Linked DNA regions of Homo sapiens: regions 2 and 3 are each linked to region 1. A link is a contact called in ENCODE Hi-C or POLR2A ChIA-PET data. All regions are on one chromosome and are shown on one strand. The core of a region is the stretch at or near the end of the contact, and the rest is flanking DNA. Distances in the headings are between cores, read along the strand shown.

Region 1 (4,565 bases), core at 622-3,121:
ACTACCAATTTTGTCTTCTCTTTGACCACAGCAAGGAACACAGCTAGCTGGGATTCTTTACCTTATGGTGTGACATAAACCTTCATTCTTGATGAATCAGAATCCTAGTCACTCAGGCTTCATTGAGTTGATGCAATAATTCTTTTAACTGTTACTACTGGACTTGGAGGTATTAAGAATCATTCAGAGGGCAGGCACGGTGGCTCATGCCTGTAATCCCAGTACTTTGGGAGGCTGAGGCAGGTGGATCACCTGAGGTCAGGAGTTTGAGACCAGCCTGACCAAGACGGTGAAACCCTGTCTCTACTAAAAATACAAAAATTATCTGGGCATGGTGGCGCACACTTATAATCCCAGCTACTCAGGAGTCTAAAGCAGGAGAATCACTTGAACCTGGGAGATGGAGGTTGCAGTGAGCCAAGATTGCTCAATTTTTTTTTGAGACTCTGTCTCAAAAAAAAAATCATTCAGAGAGGTTTTTGGACTTAGTCTTCCCTGCTCCACTATGTAGTAACAACTCTACGTCTTCTTGTAATTGGAATTAATTACTCCAGTCAGTAATTTGCCTCTTTCTTTGCATATTGGTTCAGTGACATAAAGAGTCCCAAATAGTTGGTTCACTTGGAACCAATAATGTGTCCCTTGGTGGAAGCATTCTTCTCTTGGAAATAAAGAATGACCCGTAAGGCCAGGCACAGTGGCCTTCACCTGTAATCCTAACACTTTGGGAGGTCAAGGCAGGAGGATTGCTTGAGTCCAGGAGTTTGAGACTAACGTAAGCAACATGGCGAGACCTTGTCTCTACAAAAAATTAAAAAATTAGCTGGGTATGATGATGTGTGCCTGTAGAGTCCCAGCTACTTGGGAGGCTGAGGTGGGAGGATCATCTGAGCCCAGAAATTTGAGTCTGTAGTGAGCCAAGATTGTGCCACTGCACTCCAGCCTGGGAGATAAAGTGAGACCTTGTCTCAAAAAAAGAAAAAAAAAGATGTAAAAAAACACAAAAATATTCAGGAGCAGGAAGCAAAACTTAGGACTACTAAATTTAACAGTGAGAGGAGCTATTCCAACTTGTACCACTTGATTCCTGGACCTGTATTCTGACTATGAGAGAAATATTATTTTGATTGCTGGTTCAAAGCACATGCCCCATCACATAGAACAGACTCCAACTAACGGGGTGTTTTCACCCTGGAAAAGGAGCCTAGTCTTCTCAGAAATGGGAGAGAAGCGTGATTCCACTTGCAATGGGTATTCAGGGCCTTTGGTGTTTCTCAAGATTTTTATATTCTTCCAAATCCACACAAATATCCCCAATTCTCAGCCAGCTGCAGTGGCTCACACTTGTAATCTCAACACTTTGAGAGGCGGAGGTGGGAGAATCGCTTAAGCCTAGGAGTTCTAGAGACCAGCTTGGGTAACACAGGGAGACTGTCTCTACAAAAAAAAAAAAAAAAGGAAAAAATGTTAAAAAAAAAAAATTGGCCAGGCGCTGTGGCTCACGTCTGTAATCCCAGCACTTTGGGAGGCCGAGGCGGGTGGATCATTTGAGGTCAGGAGTTTGAGACCAGCCTGACCAAGCTGGTAAAGTCTACTAAAAATACAAAAATTAGCTGGGCGTGGTGGCCCTCGCCTGTAATCCCAGTTACTTGGAAGGTTGAGACAAGAGAATCACTTGAACCAGGGAGACGGAGGTTGCAGTGAGCTGAGATCTCGCCACTGCACTCCAGCCTGAAAGAGCGAGACTCTGTCTCAAAAAAAAAAAAATTTCTCAAGGTCTCAGTTCTCAATTTATGCCCCAGTTTCCACATGAGAAAAAAGGGAGAAGCTGGCAGGAACCAGCAGGTGGCACCAAAGGAAACCTCTGGCTGCCCTCGCTGCTCATTAGCGTTAAGACACTCCCATCAGCCCATGACAGCTTACAAATGCCAGGGCAAGGACCCAAAAGTTACCGCCCTTTTCCTAGAAAGTTCTAAACAACGCTCTCCTCAATTTGCATTAACCCACTCCTTAATTTGCATATAGTCGAAAGTGGGCATAAATATAGTTCCCAACAGCCCGTACTCTGCAGAGGCTGGGGACACTGCCCATGAGTTATCCCTGCTCCACAAGGAACAAGACCATTCAATAAAAGATTGTCATCTGATACTACCGGCTTGCCCTTGAATTCTTTCCTGGAGGAAGCCAAGAACATTCCTAGGCTAAGCCCCAGTTTTGGGGGTTCCTTGTCCTGCATCAGCTTCTAAATCAGTTTATCATAATTCTGCAACCTCGGCCAGGCACAGCGGCTCACGCTTGTAATCCCAGCACTTTTGGGAGGCCGAGGAAGGTGGATCACCTGAGGTCAGGAGTTTGAGACCAGCCTAGCTAACATGCGAAACCCCATCTCTATTAAAACTACAAAAATTAGCTGGGTGTGGTGGCACGTGCCTGTAATCCCAGCTACTCAGGAAGCTGAGGCAGGAACCCAGGAGGCAGAGGTTGCAGTGAGCCCAGATTGTGCCATTACACTCCAGCCTGGGCGACAGAATGAGACTCTGTCTCAAAAATAAATAAATAAATAAAAATTTAAAAAAATTAATTCTGCAACCCAAACCACCAAAACTTGGGTCTTTATTAGTCCTATGGCTACCAGAAACCAGAGTTTGTTTGTTTGTTTGTTTTTGAGGTGGAATCTCGCACTGTCACCCAGGCTGGAGTGCAATGGCACCATCTCGGCTCACTGCAACCTCCGCCTCCCAGGTTCAAGCGACTCTCCTGCCTCAGCCTCCCGAGTAGCTGGGACTACAGGTGCCTGCCACCACACCCGGCTAATTTGTATTTTTTGTAGAGACGGGGTTTCACCATATTGGCCAGGCAGGTCTCGAACTCCTGACCTTGTCATCTGCCTGTCTCGGCTTCCCAAAATGCCAGGATTACAAGTGTGAGCCACTGCACCTGGCCGAACAAATTATTACTATTATTATTATTTTTTTTGAGATGGAGTTTCTCTCTGTTGCCCAGACTGGAGTGCAGTCATGCAATCTTAGCTCACTGCAGCCTCTGCCTCCCGGGTTCAAGAGACTCTTCTGCCTCTGCCTCCCGAGTAGCTGGGACTACAGGGGCATATCACCAAGCCTGGCTAATTTTTGTATTTTTTAGTAGAGATGGGGTTTCACCATGTTGGCCAGGGTGGTCTCGAACTCCTGACCTCAGGTGATCCACCTGCCTCGGCCTCCCAAAGTGCTGGGATTACAAGCATGAGTCACCGTGCCCGGCCGGTCATTTCTTTTTATACCATTCTGGTACCAAACACTGTATCAGTTAGTATCCAGTCCAGAAAAACCTGACGATATGTATTTCAAAAACCATTCTTCTGCACTGAATAATATTAAAATCCCAGGTTTCTTAAACACTGCAGCAGGCTGGTAGGAGAGTGTGTGTGAAGTTATTCCAAGAAGAGCAGGGCACACTGGACTTCTGGTTAATGGAATAGGTGGGTACTCCATTCTGGTTAACGGAGTAGTGTTTTGATGGAAAAACGAAAGTGGTGTGACTGTATTTGTACTTGGACTTGACACCTTCAACAACTTGCCTCCTATACTGGAGGCCCACTGAGTCAAGCTCTTTCATATAAATTACTCCTGCTCTTTTTGTCTCATCCAGCCTTTGGTGCCTGACACACATGCCTTTCAAGCATAGGAGCACTTGAAACAGGGAATTGGTTACAAAAAGGGTTAGGAGACCTATAGGAACAAATGGGGAAGGGTGGTGTCACCCTGCAGGCAGCTGCTACTGCTCCTGGGCTGGAGGAGCTTACAGGGACAGTTGTGTTATCCAGAGCCCCAAGCCTACAGCCAGGCTAGAGCTGCCCTTTATATTTACAGGGCAGGACACTTGGAGCCTGGGATTGCTCCCTGTTACTGATACCCAACAGCAACCCATGGCCCAGAACTCCTGCCAACACCTCTGCCAGAAACAGAATTGCACAACCTTCCTCCACTTTCTAATCTGGATGGATGCCTCTCATGGCATCCATCAGAATTCACCGGTCAGGTGAGTCTGAGACATATAGTTTGCATACTTTCAGCCTCAGTGGTAAAGGAAAGATTACAGCATGGCAGTTATGAGGCTGAATATCAACAATTTCTAGAATGCAAGGCAATTTAGGGCACGTCCCCATTTATTTTGTGTAGAGAAGGTGTGCAATGTGTAAATGGTTTACAATGGCAGTATATATTTTGGTTGAAAACATTGGATTTGTTAGGCCACTGTGGAGAGTTCTTGTGACAATACAGATTAGGATCTTGTAAAATGTTAATAATAAATTTTAGAAGTGTTAATAAGGCAGTCTGTAAAGCTGGCAATTTAGCCACTTTGCTGACAAATTAGCTGTTAATTTCTTTGGTGAGAAATAACCAGGCAAGTGCACAATTATGGGAGGGACTAAGTTAATGAGAAATATTACTTTCTGGAAGCACATTCACAAATTTTCTTTCCAAGAGTTGGTTAAAAAAAAAAAAAAAAAAAAGCTTGGCCGAGCACAGTGGCACACCTGTAATCCCAGCACTTTGGGAGGCCTAGGG
Region 2 (4,377 bases), core at 513-3,012, 150 kb after region 1:
AGAATATATGGAATATATGTATGTAGTGTATCTCAGAGGGGTGCTCTCTATAGATTTCTGTGTTGAGAAATATTTGTAGTTACCCTAAGTGTATTGTTTAACCATTTATGTGATACTGTGTGGTTCTCTTTTTAGAATTCTGTAACTTGGGGGGAAATGCATATTCCCTGTATGCAGGGAATATGGATACTCCAGGAATACATGTATATATTCTCTTGGATGCTCCATCCAGAGTTCATATTATCAGGTACTCTTCATCTTTCTGGGGGAAGAATTCCTGTTTCTTTTAATCTTTTCATTTGAGAACCCTCTCCTCTTGACCATTTCCTTTTTTTTTCTTTAAAGAGACAGGGTCTCCCTATGTTGCCCAGGCTGGTCTCGAACTCCTGGGCTCAAGGGATCCTCCTGCCTTGGCCTCCCAAAGTACCAGGATTACAGGTGTGAGCCACCACTCCTGGCTTTTTTTTTTTTTTCAAGACAGAGTCTTGCTCTGTCGCCCAGGCTAGAGCACAGTGGCATGATCTTAGTTCACTGCAACCTCCGCCTCCCGGGTTCAAGTGATTCCCATGCCTCAGCTTCCCAAGTAGCTGGGATTACAGGCATGGTGGTGCATTTTTGTATTTTTAGTAGAGACGGCATTTCACCATGTTGGCCAGGCTGGTCGCGAACTCCAAACCTCAGGTAATGCGCCTACATTGACCTCTCAAAGTGCTGGGATTACAGGTGTGAGCCACTGCGCCTGGCCTTGATCTTTTCCTTCTCTTTTCTTGGCATTGCTGCAGGGCAGGTATATTTTTAGGTCAGTGGTCAGAGCAGCAGACAGCCTCCTCTACCACAGACTGAGTAGGAAGTGGAAGGTGCCCTCCCATAATGCACAGAGAGGCTGGGCTTGTGCACCCTTCCCAAGTCATGTCTGCCGCCCTATGCAATAAGTAGAACCTGAAGTAAAAAAAATAAATGCACCGTCATGCGCTGATGGTGAGAAGATTGCAGCCACCTGTAGCTCTCTGGCTGCATCCCAGTCTTCCCACCCCGTCTCCCTCTGGGTTTTCTCAGTGGATGTGGACAGACAATTGATAGCAAATTTTGTCAGCAACTGAGCCATACAGTGTTGTGGTCTTAGTTTTAAAACAGAACTTTTGTTTTTATTTAAAGCTATTTTTATTTCACTGTAGACTGTATATTGCTTTATATTTAGACTGAATAGTATGAAATTACAGATATTCAGGGCCGGGTGCAGTGGCTCACACCTGTAATCCCAACACTATGGGAGGCCAAGGTGGGTGGATCACTTGAGGCCAGGAGTTCGAGACCAGCCTGACCAACATGGTGAAACCCCATCTCTACTAAAAATACAAAAATTAGCCTGGCATGGTGGTGCACGCCTGTGATCCCATCTACTTGGGAGGCTGAGGCACAAGAATTGCTTGAACCCAGGAGGTGGAGGTTGCAGTGAGCTGAGATCCGTGCCACCGCACTCCAGCGTGGGTGACAGAACAAGACTCTTCTTTAAAAAAAAGAAATTACATATATTCAACTCCTTTGGGCCTTTTTACAAAACTAGCAATTTCATATGGCTCAAACTAATCTTTTGTCTATTAGTCTGTAGATCGGTTTCCTTTCTGAAGATTCGTAGAGAGCCTCTTGACAGTGTTGTCAAAGTGAAACTGTGTGGTGTGTGTGGAAGTTATCTCCCTGGACACATGTGATACTTTGGTTGGACTTCCTCTTCTAATGTTATTTTCTAAGTTTCTGACAAAATTAGAATGACCCAGTAGTGCTTCTTACATTGTCCATAATACGTTAAAATTTTTGTTTCAAAAACTTTTCTCCCCCACAGTTTTTGGTTTTACTTCTGATGTGAACTTGAATTGTACCTGGGCATTTTGTGAGACATTAATCTCATCAAGGGACAATTTGTCAGTCTTCTAGTTTGCTAGGGAATAGCTTAAGAGGAGCCAAGTTAACTTTCCATAGCTTGGAGTTTGAGCTAAGAAAGCAAGTTAAGGAGGGAGGACTTGTTTTGTTTGGATTTTTCCAAGAGGAAATTTCTGCTGCTGGAGATTTAGGAGTGTCAGATGCGTCCCATCATCTGATAATTGTATTTGCTTCACTGGGGTGTGGGTGCAAACTGGAAGAAAATGCTTTAGCTCAGTGGTTCCTCAAACTGCTCTCTGTTGTATTCATGAGGGGAAATCTTTAAAATACCACTGGTGTCTGGACTCTTCCCCTAAACATTCTGATTTAATTGCTTTAGGGAAATTTTAAAAGCTCCTATGTGATACTAATAGGCCTCAAATATGTGTTCAGCTTAATTTTATGCTTTATAACTAAGACCTTCCAGTTCACAGAGATAGCATATGGGTTGCGGGTTTAATCCCCCTCATTGGTGAATAACTCCTTCGGACTTGTAGGTATAAACCTCAAGCATGGTAGCTGTTCATCAGCCCGAGTGTCCTACCATCTGGTCTGGGAATCTCATATGCAGGAGAGCCCGGGTGTTGAGTCAGGTGTCCAGGCACTTTGTAGAAGACTCCATGAAGTCCTCTAGTGGCAGATTGGCAAGGGTAGAGATTGAGTGTGGACTCTGAGAGCAATCATGGACTCAGAGCAGTCAGACCTGAGTTCACATCTCAGTGCTGTCATTTTCTAAGCTGTAAAATCTTAAGAGAAGCACATTCGCTTCCCAGGGCCAGTTTCCTGATAACAACTTGTTGAAGACTACTCTTTCCCCATTGAATTAAGTTGGAGAAAATGTAGATTAGATGGCCATTTATGTGTGAATCTTTTTCTGGATCCTCTATTCTGTTTTGTTGATCTATATTTTCTTTGTTTTACTTTAGTAGTCAGATGGATAGAATCTATTCTTTCTTCATAGCAAATTATCTTAATTACTATAGCTTTATAAATCAAATAGTGAAAGTTACCCAACCTGTTTTTCTTTTATGATTGTTTTGACTATTCTAAGTCTCTTGCATTTTCATATTGACTTTAGAATCAGCTTTTCAAGTTTTACAGGAAACTGTTGGGTTATGCATCTTGAATTCTAAGACATGGTCTTAGAATTCCAGATGAAGTAATTCCAGATGAAGTAATTGCCCTGTTGGAGAAGTAATTCTCCAACAGGGCAATTCTATCCACCTGACTATTAATGTTAAGAGTGGGCATCTTAACATTATTTAGATTTCCAGTCTAAGAAAATAGTGTATTTACCTATTCCTCAGTTATCTACATCTTTATACATTTCTTTTTCTTTTTTTTTTTTTTTTAAGTGGAGATGGAGTCTCAGTATGTTGCCCAGGATGATCTTCCTGAGCTCAATTGATTCTCCTGTTTCAGCCTGCCAAAGTGTTGGGATTACAGGCATGAGCCACTCACGCCAAGCCCTAGATCTTTAACTCTCCTTGTAATTATTAGGATAGAGGTCTTAAAGATCATTTGTTATATTTTTATATTTTATATTTTTATATTTTTATATTTGTTAGCATTTAAAAAAGAATGCCATAATTCAAAGTAGCATTTGTGCTGTTATAAATGGTATTTTATTTATTTATTTTATTTATTTTTTGAGACAGACTCTCGCTCTGTTGCCCAAGCTGGAGTGCAGTGGCACGATCTTGGCTCACTGCAACCTCCGCCTCCTGGGCTCAAGCAATTACCCTGCCTCAGCCTCCTGAGTAGCTGGGATTACAGATGCATGCCACTGCACCCGACTAATTTTTGTATTTTTAGTAGAGACGGGATTTTACCATGTTGGCCAGGCAGGTCTCGAACTCCTGACCTCAGGTGATCCACCCACCTTGGCCTCCCAAAGTGCTGGGATTACAGGAGTGAGCCACTGTGCCCGGCCATAAATCGTATTTTAAATTTTCACTTACCGTTTGTTGTTAGTATATAGAAATACAATTGATTTTTGTATTTTTGCTTTGTTTCCTGAAACCTTGCTAAAGTGCGTTAAGTTGCAGTAATTTTTGGCTGATTCCTTAGGATAGCTATTTAGATAATCATGCCTTTGGATAAAAACAAATATACTCTGTGTGTGTGTGTGTGTGTGTGTGTGTGTGTGTGTGTGTGTGTGTGTGTGAGAGAGAGAGAGACAGACAGACAGACAGACAGTGGGGGAGAGGGAGAGAAGAAGGGAGAGAAGTTAAAATCTCCGGTTATGAGAGTTAGTCTCTTTTTCTCCTTAATCATGAACTTTTTGCATCCTGACTTACTGGATTCACTTGTATTTAAAGTTTCTTACTGGATTCATTTGTGCTTAAGGTTTATTTGTATTTAATATCCCCTCATCTTCACCGCCATACAATATTTATGCTTTAATTATTCAGTTGTCTTTCCACAATTTAAAAGAAGAAAAAAATAGTTTTTAAATTA
Region 3 (4,761 bases), core at 1,872-4,371, 180 kb after region 1:
CCACGCTTGGCAGTTGGGTTAAGTAGAATGGTAGAGAACGTTATTTTCACTTGGTCTTCCATTTACCATGTTCTTAAACAGAAAGCATGTATGCTTCTTACTAATACAAAAGTGAAATTCCAAATGTTTCTGAATATCCCAAATCCCAACAATGAGTCTAAGATGTTAGTATTTGAGAATAATGGTGTTTAAAATAAAACTATAATTTATATTAATGTAGCCAAATGGACAAGTTATAGAGACTGGGCATATCTATATTGGACCAAACTATATGAATCAGTATTTTTCATTCCAAACAGGCATGGAAATACTGTTAGTTGTGCTTTGTTTTATTAGAAATTTTGGAGGGGGCTGGGCGCAGTGGCTCATGCCTGTAATCCAAGAACTTTGGGAGGCTGAGGCGGGTGGATCACCTGAGGTCAGGAGTTTGAGACCAGCCTGGCCAACATGGTGAAACCCTGTCTCTACTAAAAATACAAACATTTGCTGGGCGTGGTGGCACATGCCTGTAATCCTAGCTACTTGAGAGGCTGAGGCAGGAGAATCGCTTGAACCAGGAGGCGGAGGTTGCAGTGAGCTGAGATCGCACCATTGCCTGGGCGACAAGAGTGAAACTCTGTCTCAAAAAACAAAATATGTATTTTTTTTTTGGCTTTTGGATTAAATATTTGATTAGTTGTTGCATTCCAGCACATGATACTTCTTATGATTTCTTGGGTAGTTCCTGGCCACCTCTCACCTTTGCACTTTTTTGTTGTTGTTGCCCAGGATGGTCTCAAACTCCTGGGTTCAAACAATTCATCCACCTCAGCTCCCAAAGTGCTGAGATTGCAGGCGTGAGCCACTTTATCTGGTTGACATCACTGCTTTTTTAAAAACCTGTACTCTCTTTCAGGAAGGAGATTTCCAAGATTCTGAGAAGTTCCTGCCTCAGAGGGATGAATTTGGCTTCATTTTTCAGTGCAAGCAAAATCATCGTGTTTGTGACCTTCACCACCTACGTGCTCCTCGGCAGTGTGATCACAGCCAGCCGCGTGTTCGTGGCAGTGACGCTGTATGGGGCTGTGCGGCTGACGGTTACCCTCTTCTTCCCCTCAGCCATTGAGAGGGTGTCAGAGGCAATCGTCAGCATCCGAAGAATCCAGGTTGGTGTCAGATGCCATTTTAAAGTTGTAGGTGCATTTGAAGTAGAATGATGTCTCCTTTTATTTAGCATCACTATGTTCCAGTGTAATGACATTTAACTCTCTCATAACCAAAACGTGCCGCCATTCCAGAATGTTGTGTGTACTTCCCTATCTTAGATAGAGCGCGGTAAAGACAATGCAAGCATTGTGATTCATTTGTTGGCAGCAACATAAACAGCAGTGGCACAGGGCTTTTGATGTACAGGTGGTAACTGCAGGGGTGATTAAAATGTCTAAGCTGTCTAAAAGCAGGAAAAGCAAATAGATTTCATCTCTTATGTTAACACCAATGAGAAAGTAGTGAGTATGAGTTGAGTATGATTCTTCTGTGGGCTGGAAGGAAAGAGCTTGCTGGGGGTCTCTGCTTCTTGGTCAGGAAGAATGGCCTCAACTTCACTTAGCTATCCCTGTTTGAAAATAAGTTCTTTCCTCTGTAGATGTTTTCCTTGTTAATTTCTGTGCATGCCTTTAGGACCTCTGCCATTTCTTTCCTGTCCGCTTTTCACTTTTTTCTTACTGTTGATGAACCTATCTCTGCCAGACTTCTTTATTTCCAATTGGTTGATTTCTACTGCCTTGCTCCATTTGTACGACTGTAACAAGGACCACTCTCTGCTTCCCAGATGGACCTCTGTGTCCTCCCATCGTGGAGGAAACAGAAGGACAAAATGGGCCTGGTTAGTTCTCTCCAGCCTTCTGTAAGGACACTAATCCCCTTCAGGAGGGCTCTGCCGTAGCGACCTGATCACCTCTTAGAGGCCCCACCTCTTAACACTGATGCTGGGGTGAACTTCCAACCTGTGAATTTAGAACAGGCATGCCCATTCAAACCATAGCATCCACTTTACACACCATCACCTTTTCCTAAGTCGCTGTCACTCAATTGCCAGGGGCAAATAATTTATATCACCAAGGTAAGGTCCTGGCACATAATGTATGCTCAAGTATTTGTGTGTTTATGAATAAGTTGAAAATTAAAATAAATTGGCTTTGTGAGAGGGCTTGGCAAGAACTTGACTGTCTAAGCTTTTCAAAAATCTGCTTTGTTTTATTCCTGGTTCTTAATAGAGATGGATGCCCAAGGACAGACTCGAGTGAACTTAGCTGACACTGGCTGTGATTATTTTTTTATTTTTATTTTTTTGGTAGGGGAGAGAATGGGGTGGGTGTTGTCATAAAAGCTAAGATTCTTTTTTATGATGAAGTTTGTTTTTTAAAGATGAGATCTTGCTGTGTTACCCAGGCTGGAGCATAGTGGCTATTCATAGGCAGACTCCCACTACTGATTAGCAAGTTTGTATTTCATAAAAAATATTACCTATAAAACAGACCATACAGGGTCATTTCTTATCCCCATTCTTTCTGACAACAGCTTCAGGTAACACTGTGAAGGGATGGTCCATGCAGGTCAGTAACACTTTTTTCATGTAGCTTTTGCATCTTGAAAGAAAGAACTTAGGAGTATACTTTGACCAGAGTATCTTTCTGAGTGTGCAGGACACCTTTTTCAGACGGAAGGGCCACATGTGTATTGTGCTGCTGTAATTCTCTGACTGCTGTTGCTGCCCCTCACCGTGATTGCAGGTGTTGGTGTGTGTACCGTGGACCAGGGCTCTTGGAAGCCTGTACATGTTATTTCATGTTATCCTCACAATTGAAGGAGATAAGCATTAGTGTCCCCACTTTACAGAGAATGAAACTGGCTCCTGTAATAGGTTAAGGAGTTTGCCTATCTTAGAACTAGGAATCTGTTCAGAACCATGATTTCTTAACCATGGTATGTTGCCTGTTGTATTAATCTGTTTTTATATTGCTATAAAGAACTTCCTGAGACTGGGCAATTTATATTGGAAAGAGGTTTAATTGACTCACAGTTCAGCATAGTTGGGGAGACCTCAGGAAACTCACAGTCATGGCGGAAGGGGAAGCAGGCACTTTCTTCACAGGGTGGCAGGAAGGAGAAGTGCAAGCAGGGAAAATGCCAGACGCGTATAAAACCATCAGATCTCATGAGAACTCACTATCACTAGAACAGCACAGGGGAAACTGCCCCCATGATCCGATTACCTCCACCTGGTCCCACCCTTGACACGTGAGGATTATGGCGATTACAGTTCAAGCTGAGATTCGGGTGGGGACACAGAGCCAAACTGTATCACCTATGTTGCTGCCTTAGTATCCTCTGGTGTGGGATATTTCCTTCAGTATTCTTTTACTCATCTAGTTGTATTCCAAAAACCTTGAAAGGTTCTCTGTTTCTTGTGGAGTCCTATTTTTGAACCCTAGGTGTAGGGCTTACCTGTGTGTGTTTCCCAGCACATGACTCGTCTCTGTTCCCACTTTGGGGTCTTTTGCTCTGTGTGGCTGGGGTGTCCTCCCTTCTGTCCTTGATTTAAGCAAATGCTACTAAGCCCTCCGGCCAGGTCTCAGGAGCCTGGTGGTACTTTTGTTCCTGCCGAGCAAGGCCAGTACGGTGCAGCTCAGCATTGATGGACACATAATGGGCACCAAATGCTGGATGGACAGAAGCAGCAACCTTAGCAAAAGTCTGGGGCCCAATACAGACCCAAGGTGGCCCAGCCTGCACTAGAAGCTAGAGGAAGGCCGAGCGAGGAAGCAGACTCGAGTTGAATATTCCCAGAACACCAGGCCTTGTTCAAGGGGGGTGTGAGGGTCCTTAACTCTGGGGAGCTGGATTTTTTTCAGAGTGGACTGGATCGGAGTCTCTGCCTCGTTATGTGTGTCCCTCTGTGCATCTCAAACCCTCTTGGACTTGGTGGACCTGCTCTTGTAAGAGAGGGGCCATGTCTGACATTAAATATAGACCCTCCTGGCCAGGCGCGGTGGCTTACAGCTATAATCGCAGCACTTTGGGAGGCCGAGGTGAGCGGATCACTTGAGGTCAGGAGTTAGAGACCAGCTTGGCCAACATGGTGAAATCCCGTCTCTACTAAAAATATAAAAATTAGTCAGGCATGGTGGTACATGCCTGTAATCCCAGCTCCTGAGCTACACGCCTGTAATCCCAGCTCCTCAGGAGGCTCAGGCTTGCTTGAACCCAAAAAGTGGAGGTTGCAGTGAGCCGAGATTACGCCACTGCACTGTAGTCTGGGTGACAGAGTGAGGCTCTGTCTCCAAAAAAAAAAAAAAAAAGAGCCTCCTGACTGGCTTCCAGGCTGTGAAACAAATGGACTTTCCTTGGGCCATGTGGAGAAATAGAAACAGTCTTACTTGGTTAATAAAATTAGTCTGTCTTCCTGGCCATTATGAGATAAATGAAGATTAAGATCAAGACCATGGGGCTTTATATGAACAGGTAATAGCTGGTGAGTACCCACTAGGTAACAAGGAGGGGCCCAAGTGCCTTATGAATACTCACTCCTTTTACTTGTGTAACTCCCCTATCATTCCCACATTACAGATAAAGAAACTGAAGCCTGAGGAGGGTGAATAGCACCTCCACGTTTTAACAGTTAATAAAAGGCTGATCCGGGGCTTTAGCCCAGGCCGTCAATCTGTCTCAGAAGTGCGGCCAGGCGCGATGGCTCACGTCTGTAATCCCAGCACTTTTGGA

Evidence for each region. Hi-C counts contacts between places; a loop is a spot of excess contacts on that map. ChIA-PET counts read pairs that join two places held with the same protein, here RNA polymerase II (POLR2A). Pooled maps may share reads with other maps.
Region 2: a loop to region 1 is called in a pooled map, with 4 times the contacts of the local background. The contact joins two enhancer-like sites. A Hi-C loop is called at or near these places in 5 of 37 single-sample maps with no recorded cell type and 7 of 50 pooled maps. POLR2A ChIA-PET finds 5 or more read pairs at or near these places in 3 of 52 experiments (AG04450, activated CD4-positive, alpha-beta memory T cell and naive thymus-derived CD4-positive, alpha-beta T cell).
Region 3: a loop to region 1 is called in a map with no recorded cell type, with 2.8 times the contacts of the local background. The contact joins two enhancer-like sites. A Hi-C loop is called at or near these places in 67 of 168 maps with a recorded cell type or tissue (GM12878, GM13976, GM18951 and 44 more), 26 of 37 single-sample maps with no recorded cell type and 29 of 50 pooled maps. POLR2A ChIA-PET finds 5 or more read pairs at or near these places in 14 of 52 experiments (AG04450, HCT116, HEK293 and 11 more).

What each region holds. Positions count from the first base shown.
Region 1 is chr13:95,378,162-95,382,726 of GRCh38, reverse strand. All of the region lies in intron 1 of LOC124903193 (a long non-coding RNA gene), which reads left to right. Among named protein-coding and RNA genes, the nearest start is that of ABCC4, 79 kb to the right of the region's middle. RefSeq lists an enhancer at 1,625-1,674 and a silencer at 1,955-2,004. Within about 2 kb of position 1,871, at least 3 of the 41 ENCODE cell types and tissues checked have a DNase peak (open chromatin) inside an H3K27ac peak, as active enhancers do.
Region 2 is chr13:95,224,861-95,229,237 of GRCh38, reverse strand. The region is part of intron 4 of ABCC4 (ATP binding cassette subfamily C member 4 (PEL blood group)); the gene reads left to right. Among named protein-coding and RNA genes, the nearest start is that of SNORD13G, 17 kb to the right of the region's middle. RefSeq lists a silencer at 2,349-2,643. Within about 2 kb of position 1,762, at least 5 of the 41 ENCODE cell types and tissues checked have a DNase peak (open chromatin) inside an H3K27ac peak, as active enhancers do.
Region 3 is chr13:95,202,916-95,207,676 of GRCh38, reverse strand. ABCC4 (ATP binding cassette subfamily C member 4 (PEL blood group)) reads left to right here. Exons shown (of 31, transcript NM_005845.5): 8 at 896-1,145. Among named protein-coding and RNA genes, the nearest start is that of SNORD13G, 5.0 kb to the left of the region's middle. RefSeq lists an enhancer at 3,254-3,754. Within about 2 kb of position 3,121, at least 2 of the 41 ENCODE cell types and tissues checked have a DNase peak (open chromatin) inside an H3K27ac peak, as active enhancers do.